Regions from separate parts of the Homo sapiens genome. Here region 2 is linked to region 1. A link is a contact called in ENCODE Hi-C or POLR2A ChIA-PET data. All regions are on one chromosome and are shown on one strand. The core of a region is the stretch at or near the end of the contact, and the rest is flanking DNA. Distances in the headings are between cores, read along the strand shown.

The links. A loop is a pair of places that touch in the nucleus more often than their neighbours do. ChIA-PET counts read pairs that join two places held with the same protein, here RNA polymerase II (POLR2A). Pooled maps may share reads with other maps.
Region 2: a loop to region 1 is called in a pooled map, with 10 times the contacts of the local background. The contact joins the promoter of SPAST here to the promoter of TRMT61B in region 1. A Hi-C loop is called at or near these places in 6 of 50 pooled maps. POLR2A ChIA-PET finds 5 or more read pairs at or near these places in 2 of 52 experiments (activated CD4-positive, alpha-beta T cell and activated naive CD4-positive, alpha-beta T cell).

What each region holds. Positions count from the first base shown.
Region 1 is chr2:28,867,494-28,873,434 of GRCh38, forward strand. TRMT61B (tRNA methyltransferase 61B) reads right to left here and starts at 2,816. Exons shown (of 7, transcript NM_017910.4): 1 at 2,086-2,816. The coding sequence starts at 2,784. RefSeq lists enhancers at 810-1,325, 1,326-1,840, 2,470-2,994, 2,609-2,778, 3,009-3,158.
Region 2 is chr2:32,061,184-32,067,124 of GRCh38, forward strand. SPAST (spastin) reads left to right here and starts at 2,373. Exons shown (of 17, transcript NM_014946.4): 1 at 2,373-3,063. The coding sequence starts at 2,649. RefSeq lists enhancers at 2,167-2,236, 2,285-3,085 and silencers at 2,457-2,596, 2,657-3,076, 3,107-3,236.

The DNA of each region.
Region 1 (5,941 bases), core at 1,566-4,065:
TGTAGAAGTTGAAGTAAAACTATCTCCAGCCATTACTTGGAAGCTATAAAGAGAAGTCAACACCTAACAAATTTAGTACTTAAATTCCTCCTTAGAGTGGAACAATGTGACTTTTATCTGTAACAAATGGAAAGGCAGAAAGTATACTAAATATGCATATTTATAACTTCATGAAATGTAACTAATCTCTCCTGATTTTGTCTAATGGGGAGAAAGGAGACACGGGGAAGCAAGATAAAATTACGAAAGTCTTTTAGTTTTCTTCAAGAGCTTATGATACCATGGCCAGGAGCGGTCGTTCTCACCTGTAATCCCAGCACCCTCAAGGGAGGATCCCTTGAGCCTAGAGAAGTTTGAGACCAGTCTGGGCAAGTTAGGGCGACCCCAACTCTACAAAAAAAATTTTTGATTAGCTAGGCATAGTGGCATGCACCTGTGGTCCCAGCTACTCAGGAGGTTGAGGTGCGAGGATTGTTGGAGCCTGGGAGGTTCAGGCTACAGTAAGAGGTGATTGAGCCACTGCACTCTAGCCTGGGTGACATAGCAAGACCTTGTCTTTAAACAAAAAAAGCTTATTATACCTCAGTAGCCTAAGTTTCTGAGGAAAGTTTTTTTAGTCCCTGGGTAGACCGTTTAAAATACAGACTGGATTCCTACTAAGAACCTTCTAATGGTCCTTCACTACAAATGGAATAAAATACTCAAACCACACCTCATACGGGGTCCCTCATCTGACCCATTGAGGCCACAACAGAAACTCTGCAGCATTCCTCCCTTTGCAAGAACAATTCTCTTCCTAGATCTGTTTACAAGGCAAGCTCTTCCTTATTTAGGTTTCCTATCAAGTGTACCTCCTTGGAGACCATCTCTCCTCACCTGACATAAAGTATGCTCATACCCCAGGTCACCCAAAACAATGTCATTGTTAATATATTTGTCTTCATGACACTTAACACTACTGGAAATGACCTTATTCTTTCATTTACTTGTTTGTTCTTTGTCACCCCTTCTAGAATGTAAGGTCTATGTTGAGGGTGAGGACTGCAGTTCAACACTATACTTCCCTAAACAGTGCCTTGAGTATGGAAGGCAGTCAATTTGCTGAATAAATAACGAATGAATCCTGATCTGGAGAAAGGAGGAGGAGTTGTGTTACACAGGAACATTCTACTCAAGGACTGTGACTAAGGATTGAAATAATCTGCTAGCAATAGATGATTAGCATAAGCTTCAAACTAGGGCTGGGCGCGGTGGCTCCCGCCTGTAATCCCAGCACTGGGAGGCCGAGGTGGGCGGATCACTTGAGGCCACGAGTTGAAGACCAGCCTGGGCAATAAGGCGAAACCCCGTCTCTACAAAAATTAGCCCGGGGTGGTGGTGCATGCCTGTAGTCCCAGGTACTCAGGAGGCTGTGGTGGGAGAATCGCTTGAACCCGGGAGGCAGAGGTTGCAGGGAGCCAAGATCGCAACACTGCACTCCAGCCTGGATGACAGAGTGAGAACTTGTCTTAAAAAAAAGACTGAAACTAGGCTTTAGGCAGTTAACTTTTTAATAAAGAATAGTCATTTTATGTTTGGTGTTGAATGTTAGCTATTGTAATATAAAACTCTATTTCTTCCCTAAAAGGGGAAAAGCACCGTAATGTACCTATTGTTAATATACTCTTGTAACATGATTATTGAATATTAAAATATCATCATAGTAGTACTAAAAAATTGTTCCCTAAGAGTTCAACATTCTCTTGAGTCCTGAAGTTATAAACTTAAGAGTAATGGGGAACAAAATTAGTACTTATTATGTACGTAGTGAGTTCACATCACCCTAACAGAAAGTTGAGCTATTATCCACATTTTACAAATAAGGGACTCGAGACTCCTAAGTTAAAATTAAAATCTAGCCGTTCCCTAATGCTAATTTTCATCATGATATGTAAAAGTTATAACCATTGGTTTATTTTAAAAGCCTGAGTACAATAAAAAATCCAAACGTTCTGAGATGTCTTTGAATACATTAATCAGGACTGAGTACTGCATCTGTCTTTGCCCCTCCTGAAACCAATACACACCTTATCTCCATCGCATTACCTTTGGGAATGTTATGGCAGTCCCTCTTTTCATCAATACTACATAGTCTTCCAAGGCTGGCCTCCTCAGCATGTACTGCTTACCGAAGGAACTCCTCAGTATCTGGCCGGGGAACTTCCCCACGATCTTGCCGAACGGGACTGCCCCCCAGTTACTATTTAAGAGTCCGAAGTTGTTCAACCTAAATAATTTCTTAAATTTTGTTTCTCCCTCCCCAGTCTCAGCTAAAATCAGTTCCCCAGCCTGAAAGGGTCTCTCTCTGGAAGTTGAACAAGAAGGGGAGACGTGACGCTCTTCGACCTCGGTAGCGGACTGGGCCTGCGAGAGCATCGAAGGATCCTCGGATCCCTGGTGTGTGGGACCGCACCGGCCCTGGTCTCCGCTCGAGTCCTCGAGCTCTCGAGGGGATGACTCTTCCCGCAGCGTCGGCAGTCTGAGGTTTTCCAGTGACGAAAGACATCCAGTCCCAATGTCCGAGATGCTCAGAGGGAGAGATGGGCAAGACTCTGCTCCTGGGGCTTTCCTTTGTGCCGCCTCGTGCTCTCTTTCTCCATCTCGCAGGTCTCTAGGCGAGGACCTGCAACACAGTGACCGAGCTCCCTCGAAGGGCTCCTGCCCCAGGCCGTGCAGGAATGAATTGGTTCCGAGCCCCTGCCGCAGGCACAGCAAGACAGGACCGCGGCACCATGCCATTAGCATAGTGTTTCGCGAAGGCGCCGTCGCAGACGAGTGACGCAAGCCTAGCGCGACCCCTTCTTTCCCAGTCGCGCGCATGGCGCAGCAGCCCGATGGCTCTGCAGCTGCGTGGGGCTCTACAGCTCCGCGACTGCGCCTGCGTCGGGGAGGGGGCGGTGCGCTAGGTCAAGCTAGGGCGCGGGAGCAGCGGAGTCCTGGTTGAGTGACCATCCAAGGAATATGTCCTCGCGCGCGGCCGCCGTTTTCCTTTTCGGAATGTGGGTAAAGAATTTACCGCTAACAGACGACCTCCAGGTTCGCTCTTGGACAGCAAGATTGAGAGACAAAACTTAACAAAGCGCTGTGCAAACTGAAATCCCAGGCTTAGCTCGCTTGTGTCTTGAACACGGAAGTCACCTAGTCACCCACAAGATGTATGAGTACAGCTAACCCCCAGATGCATTTGACAGACGGCGTGGGACGCGCCACTTGCTGATTGGCTCTCCTTTCCCAGTTGACCGCGACATCCCCCAGCCCCAACTCCCTTTTGATGGGGCTGTGACCACCTGCCGGTCCCCTCACCCACCCCTCACGCCCGGAGAGTCCGAGGTTGATTCGAGTACTCACTATGTGCTTATGTAACACATGTTTTCATTATTAAAATATAACTAGTTTACCCTCCCAAAACGAAATAGAAGTGTCTTAAAATGGAAACAGGTATCTTTGGAGGCCAGAGTTATTTAGCGTTAAATATCACTAGCCTCCCAGCATTTTGGGAAGCCGACCGAGGCAAGCGGCTCATTTGAGGTCAGGAGTTCGGGACCAGCCTGGCAAATGTGGTGAAACCCCGTCTCTACTAAAAATACAAAAATTAGCTGGGCGTGGAGGCACGCACCTGTAATCCCAGCTACTCGGGAGGCTGAGGCAGGAGAAGCGCTTGAACCCGGGAGGCAGACGTTGCAGTGAGCTGAGATCTCGGCACTGCACTCCAGCCTGGGCGACTGAGCAAAACTCCTCTCGGGGGAAAAAAATTAGTCGGGCGCGATGGTGCACGCCTGTAATACCAGCTACAAGGGAGGCTGAGGCATGAGAATAGCTTGAACCCAGGAGGCGGAGGTTGCAGCGGGCCAAGATCGAGCTACCACTGCACTCCAGCCTGCGCGACACAGCAAAACTCTGTCTCAAAAAAAAAAGAAAAATCGCTAGCCTCTTTGCTGGATATTAGTTGACTGGGCAAAAGTTTATTGAGAGTCTGGCAATACGAGGCACGTTAGACACTCATTTAAGTTTCCAACAATTCTGTGTTAGAAACAAATCCATTTTATGAGTAAAAGAACTGGCCCAGGGAGATTAAATAATTTGGGGAAACCAGGAGTGGTGGCTCACACCTGTAACCCCAACACTTTGGGAGACCCAGGCCAGAGGATTGCTTGAGCCCAGGATTTCAAGACCCACGTGCAACATAATAATAATAAGTTGGTCAAGATGCATAGCTGACAAGTGGCATTGCAGAGTTTCCTATTTAGTCAGTCTGGTTCAGCAGCCCATGCTCTTTGTACTGTAACACCGTTTGGAAAGACTGGTCAACAGCACAGTTGAACTTAAAGTCCAAGTATATTCAAAGGGCTGTGAAGTCAATGTGAATTCTGTTTAAATTTGATGAAATAAATCTTGTTATTCTTTTTTTTTTTTTTTATTTGAGACAGAGTCTTGCTCTTGTTGCCCAGGCTGGAGTGCAATGACACGATCTTGGCTCACTGCAACCTCTGCCTCCTGGGTTCAAGCGATTCTCCTGCCTCAGCCTCCCGAGTAGCTGGGGTTACAGGCACCTGCCACCATGCCAGGCTAATTTTTGTATTTTTAGTAGAGACTCGGTTTCACCATGTTGGCCAGGCTGGTCTCGAACTCCTGACCTCATGATCCACCCGCCTCGGCCTCCCAAAGTGCTGGGATTACAGGCATGAGCCACCGCGCCTGGCCGTTATTACTTTCTAAGACATAAATTAATACTTTCTAATCAGTACTTTCTAGGACATCAGCCACCATAAACTCCATCAACAGGATTTCTCCCTTCTTTTTTTCCTTTTTTTTTCTTTGTGAGACAGAGTCTCACTCTCGCCCAGGCTGGAGTGCAGTTGTATGATCTCGGCTCACTGCAATGTCTGCCTCCCAGGTTCAAGCAATTCTCCTGCCTCAGCCTCCCAGATAGCTGGGATTACAGGTGTGCACCACCATACCCAGCTAATTTTTGTATTTTTAGTAGAGACGGGGTTTCGCCATGTTGGCCACGCTGGTTTGAACTCTTGACCTCAGGTGATCCACCCACCTCAGTCTCCCAAAGAGCTGGAATTACAGCCATGAGCCACTGCACCCAGCCAAATTTCTCCCTTCTAATTCTAAAAATGAATAAAGAAACTGCTCTCTCCACACCCCAACTGCGTGTCTCACTTTGTGTAGTTTGCTTTTTAGGAAAAGTTATGACCAATAGTTTCTGGAGTCGTAGGCTTTTCTCACTACTTTTTCTTGTGATAGGCTTTCTAAGACAAAAACTCATTTTTGGTTATAAAATTCTTGAAATTAAGGAGATTATCATTGCCAAACATGGGTCTGAGCCGGAACCTCCTGAACTCTAAGCCCTATGGTGGTTTTAAAAGTTATCATACCTACTTTATTATTTCTTGAGTATTATCAAATGATACTTGGCTGTTATTTCAGAATAAGCAGGAATTGGAAAAAAAGAAAATACACTAACAAAATATGGGAAGTAAATTTACATATCTTTGATTTTTAAAACAAATTGTAAATGGAAAATGGCATCACTTTCTTTCCATTGTTTAAATAACAGCCACAATGTTATACGTATTTTGTTTTATACACATCTAATGAAATACATTAGTACATTTTGGAAAATAATATTATTTATTCATGATCTTTCAGAGCATTGAAATTCTTAAAAAAGAAGTCACTATGTGGGCCTTTCTATTTCTGGCTATCCTTTACTTCTGCTTTCCCTATGAAATTGTCAGCCTGCACTCTGAAACTATTATCTTGATGATGAATTTGTGATACATCGTCAACTTATCATGTTTACTTACTTAATTTATTTACTGAGACGGAACTTTGCTCTTGTCACCCAGTCTGGAGTACAATAGCACGATCTCAGCTCACTGCAACCTCTGCC
Region 2 (5,941 bases), core at 1,123-3,622, 3.2 Mb after region 1:
AATAGAGAAAGGGTTTCTCCATGTTGGTCAGGCTGGTCTCGAACTCCCGACCTCAGGTGATCCGCCTGCCTTGGCCTCCCAAAGTGTTGGGATTACAGGTGTGAGCCACCGTGCCAGGCCCTGAATCAGATTTAAAAGAGGGCATTTCATTAAAAAAAATTTTTTGTTGTTTGCTTTTGAGACAGAGTCTCGCTCTGTCGCCCAGGCTGCAGTGCATTGGCATGATCTTGGCTCACCGCGGCCTCAGCCTCCCAGGTTCAAGTGATTCTCCTGCCTCAGCCTCGCACTAGTTGAGATTACAGGAATGCACCACCACCACAGGAATGCACCTGTCTAACTTTTGTATTTTTAGTATAGAGGGAGTTTTGCCATGTTAGCCAGGCTGCTCTTGAACTCCTGACCTCCGGTGATCTGCTCGCCTCGGCTCCCAAAGTTCTGGGATTACAGGCGTGAGCCACCACACCCGGCCGAAAGAGGGCATTTCAGAATGAGGGTCTAGCATAAGCACAGAGAAGGGGGAGCAATAAGAGGGAAACAGGGAGTAGGTCATTTTTGCAATAGCCTGTGACATTTGTAGGGCAGTACTGGCGGGGAATAATTAAGTAAAATTGGCTGGTGCTGTGGCTCATGCCTGTAATCCCAGCACTTTGGGAGGCCGAGGCGGGCAGGTTGCTTGAGCCCAGGAATTCAAGACCAACCTGGGAAACATAGCAAGACCCTGTCTCAACAAAAAAGTAAAAAAATTAGCTGGGGGCGCGATGGGGTGGCTCATGCCTGTAATCCCAACACTTTGGAAGGCTGAGGCAGGCGGATTGCTTGAGCCCAGGAGTTGGAGACCAGCCTGGGCAACATGGTGAAACCCTGGCTCTATAAAGAATACAAAAATTAGTCGGGCCCAGTGGCGTGTGCCTGTGATCCCAGCTACTCGGGAGGCTGAGGTGGAAGGATCACCTGAGCCAGGGAGGTGGAGGTTGCAGTGAGTCATGTTGTTTGCGCCACTGCACTCCAGCCTGGGCAATGGAGTGAAACCCTGTCCAAAAAATAAAAAAATAAAGCTGTGGCAGAATGTGGAGATTCTTGGAAGCTGGAAGCTCTCATGGGGCATTTGGAAACCTCACATTGTAAATAACGGAGTCTTTTTATCAGTTTGGCTTCCTTAGTTTTAGGAAACAAGAAATAATTATGGCTAACTCAAGTAAAAAGAGAAAGAGAAGAGAAAAAAGACGTGGAGATAGAGAGAGAGGGAGAGAGAGGAAAAGACGAAAGGAAGGAAGGGGGAAAGGAGAGAGGAAGAGAGAAACAGAGAAACAGACTGATTAGTGTATTGGATAGATTACATAACCAAGTGACCAGTCAGGAACCCAGCAGCTCTGGGGGAGCTCAATGTGATGCATTGATAAACCCGCTCTTAAGAGCACTCGTTTCCAGTTACTTTCTATTCGGTGGGTCTCCAGCCAAGATTCCAGGTCCCAGGAGAATCTGACTGACCTAGTGTTTGCTTCCGCCTTTGCGGTCTGGGTTCTGTGCTTGCAGCTCATTAGAATACAGGGAGCAGAGACAAGCAGGTAGTTTCCCAAAGGAAGGGATGCTGAGTAGATTAAAAAAAAAGTGTAGATTCTTCAGTAAACTATGGGATGGTAACTATGCAAAACCTAAGATTTCCCTTATTCAAATAAATTATCTTTCATATTAGACATCTAAATATGCACTAATTTAGTTAAACCCCTGGGTTAGTTGATCTCATCACACTGAGCTAACATTTTTGTTGCTGTTGTTTGCAGTGACCTGAAGTTTCTTATCTTCACAATTGCTTTCCTCTCAAATAATTCCCAGATTTTAAATTTTTATTTTATTTTTTCTGGAGACGGAGTCTCGCTCTGTCGCCCAGGCTGGAGTGCAGTGGCGCGATCTCAGCTCACTTGCAGCCTCTGCCTCCCGAGTTCAAGCGATTCTCCGGCCTTAGCCTTCCAACCAGCTGGGACTACAGGCGCGCGCCCCCACGCCCGGCTAATTTAATTCCCAGATTGATATCCATTGCTTCTGAGATGGGCCAATTATCCTTCGGAGAAGACTTAGGTCGCCTGGCAGAAAAAGATGAAAGAAATCTAAGAAAACGACGACACTGAGAGAGGAGCCTAGCGAACCAGCAGAGCGACCCCAAGCCGCAATTCCCCCTTCCGTGGATCGATTACGAAGGCTTCCTGGCAGGAGCTCTCCAGGGCTGCCGACGTGAGCCGAACTGCACATTGGGAACTGTAGTTGAGTGGGAAAGCCGAGAGGCGGGGGCCGCACACGCGTACAGGGGCCCCGGTCAACAAAGACGCGCCGTGCGCGCGCGCGCCGGAGAAAAACACGGGAAGACGTGCGCGTGCGCGGCCGCCGCTGGGAGCCACCAGGCGGCGGAGAGGACAGCGACAGGAAGGGAGGGGCCCGAGCCACCGACTGCAGGAGGAGAAGGGGTTGTGCTCCTGGCCGAGGAAGGAGAAAGGGGCGGGGCCGGCGGGCAGCGTGCGGCAGTGCGGAGCTCCTGAGACCGGCGGGCACACGGGGGTCTGTGGCCCCCGCCGTAGCAGTGGCTGCCGCCGTCGCTTGGTTCCCGTCGGTCTGCGGGAGGCGGGTTATGGCGGCGGCGGCAGTGAGAGCTGTGAATGAATTCTCCGGGTGGACGAGGGAAGAAGAAAGGCTCCGGCGGCGCCAGCAACCCGGTGCCTCCCAGGCCTCCGCCCCCTTGCCTGGCCCCCGCCCCTCCCGCCGCCGGGCCGGCCCCTCCGCCCGAGTCGCCGCATAAGCGGAACCTGTACTATTTCTCCTACCCGCTGTTTGTAGGCTTCGCGCTGCTGCGTTTGGTCGCCTTCCACCTGGGGCTCCTCTTCGTGTGGCTCTGCCAGCGCTTCTCCCGCGCCCTCATGGCAGCCAAGAGGAGCTCCGGGGCCGCGCCAGCACCTGCCTCGGCCTCGGCCCCGGCGCCGGTGCCGGGCGGCGAGGCCGAGCGCGTCCGAGTCTTCCACAAACAGGCCTTCGAGTACATCTCCATTGCCCTGCGCATCGATGAGGATGAGAAAGGTAACTAGGGGGCTGGGGGAGGGGGCGGCGGCGCCGGGAAGAAGGCGGTGGGGTCGCCGGGGGAGGGCAACACCTGCGTCCCTTTTCTGCGGGAGGGGACGGTGCACCCCCGGAATTGATATGCCCCGGGAGACTGCTTTCCCGTAGGTCGGAGCCTCATCTTCTAGTATTCTTAAAACCTCTCCCCTTTCAGGGCACTGTAGCTGTCGACTTTGTTTCAGACACCAGCCTTCCCCCACACTTCTGCATGACCCAGGTCACTATGAGACACCCAGACGTGTTGATGACAGTGACATTTGTCCTAGAGTGACCACACTGATCCTTTCTAGCACTGTGAAGAGTGTGCAGCTTCCTCTGAACCAAGGTTTCCAAAAGGTTTTGATATTGAAGAAGCAGTGCCGCCTTACTGGCTTTTAATGAAAGCAGAGTATTGTAGTGTCAGAAAAAAAGAACAAATGGTGACAATTTTGAAAGAAATAGCTGCATATGACTGCAGTTGAATTTGCATCATTTTAATCAAGATAATCATTTTATCAGTACAACGATTCCTGAATACTTTTTCAATGAAGTTATATTTAGCATAAAACTTTTCCCCCTGTTGCTTTGATTTTAATTAAAACAGTATTCCAAAGTAGCCTTTAATTTCCAAGTTGAAATGTTTGATGAATGGATTGCGTAAACTTAAACATACCACTTTACAGTAAAACCTAAAACAACTATGTATGTTTCTGAATGAAAGCAAGGATACTACATCTTTCGGGTTTCTTTTAAGCTAACTTTTTTTTTTTTTTGAGACGGAATCTCGCCCTGTCGCCCAAGCTGGAGTGCAATGGTGCAGTCTCGGCTCACTGCAACCTCCGACTCCCTGGTTCCAGCGATTCTCCTGCCTCAGCCTCCCGAGTAGCTGGGATTACAGGCACGCACCACCACGCCTGGCTAATTTTTGTATTTTTAGTAGAGTAGGGATTTCACCATGTTGGCCAGGATGGTCTCCATCTCCTGACCTCGTGATCGGGTCGCCTCGGCCTCCCAAAGTGCTGGTAATACAGGCATGAGCCACCGCGCCTGGCCTTAAGCTAACATTTTTTATTATATGTGCCAGGCATTGTGCTATTAGCTTTGCATGTGTTATCTTTTTTCTTTTTAAAAAAAATAGCAACCATCCCAGACCATGAAAAGTGTTATTTAATCCTCACAATAACTTTGTGAGATGAAGGTATTATTGGTATCAGCATTTTAGAGATGAAGAAAATGAGGCCCAAAAGATAAAGGAGGTTATTCCAAACCTGTGCTAATAATGAAATTTCTTTTATGGAAAATAAGTGAAATTAGGAGAAGTCTAACTTTTACAATTCTCCCCTTTTATCCTTACTTCCAGTATGCTGAGATCTTGCTTCTCCCTCTGCCAAAAACACCCACTTTTCTACCACACCTCAATTAGATACTCACTTGCATTGTCCATTAGTGAAAACAGAAACAATCTGCACTTCATTCATAGTGTCTGTCTCTACTGCCAACTCCAAAAACTGTTCTAGAATTTCAATCTTGTTGAAACCTGTTTCCTTTGTGGGGCCTGGGAGTGGGAAGTGGGATATAAGGAAAGAGGCAGTTATTCATTGTTTTGGACAGTAAGGAAAGAGTGACGGTTAAGAGAGGTCAAGGAGGGTGTTAACATTTAAGAATACTATGTGTTTGTAGAAGGAAATTTTTTGTTAACTGCTCCATTCTTTTTTTTTTTTTTTTTTGAGATGGAGTCTCCCTGTGTCACCCAGACTGGAGTGCAGTGGCGTGATCTCAGCTTACTGCAACCTCTGCCTCCCAGACGCAGGCGATTCTCTTGCCTCAGTCTCCCGAGTAGCTGGAACCACAGGTGCGCCCTATCACGGCTGGCTAATTTTTTGTATTTTTAGTAGAGATGGTGTTTCACCATGTTGGCCAGACTGGTCACGAACTCCTGACCTCAGGTGATTCGCCTGCCTCGACCTTCCAAGTGCTTGGATTACAGGTGTCAGCCACTGTGCCCACCCAGCAAGCTCCATTCTTTATCACCTCTTAAGAACATCCAGGATCCCTTGGGGAGAATTAAAACGGTTGCAAAGTTTTAGAATAGAGGAACATGTTTAAGCGTAGATCATTTTTTGGGCCAGTCATGGTGGCTCACGCGTGTAATCCCAACACTTTGGGAGGCCGGGGCGGGTGGATCATGAGGTCAAGAGTTTGAGACCATCCTGGCCAACATGGTGAAATCCCATCTCTACTAAAAATACAAAAATTAGCTGGGCATGGTGACACATGCCTGTAGTCCCAGCTACTCAGGAGGCTGAGGCAAGAGAAGTGCTTGAACCTGGAAGGTGGAGGTTGCAGTGAGCCGAGATCGTGCCACTACACTCCAGCCTGGGCGGCAGAGCAAGACTCCGTCTTGAAAAAAAAAAGTAGGTCATTTTTGGCTGGGCACGGTGGCTCATGCCTGTAATTCCAGCACTTTGGGAGGCTGAGGTGGGTGGATTGCTTGAGCCCAGGAGTTTGAGACCAGCCTGGGCAACATAGTGAAACCCTGTCTTTGTGAAAAATACAAAGATTAGCTAGGCGCAGTGGCAAATGCCTGTAGTCCCAGCTACTTGGGGGGCTGAGGTAGGAGGATCACTTGAGCTCAGGTTGTTCAGGCTGCAATGAGCTGAGATCGTGCAACTGCACTCCGAACTGGGTGACAGGAGTAAAACTGTCTCAAAAAAAAAAAAAAAAAAAACCAAAAAAAAAAAAACTGTTTTAATTGTTTTATTTAGGAAGAGAAAGTCAGAACATGCAAGGAAATTTTTTTTATTTGTTTATTTTTGAGACGGAGTCTCGCTCAGTTGCCCAGGCTGGAGTGCAATGGTAT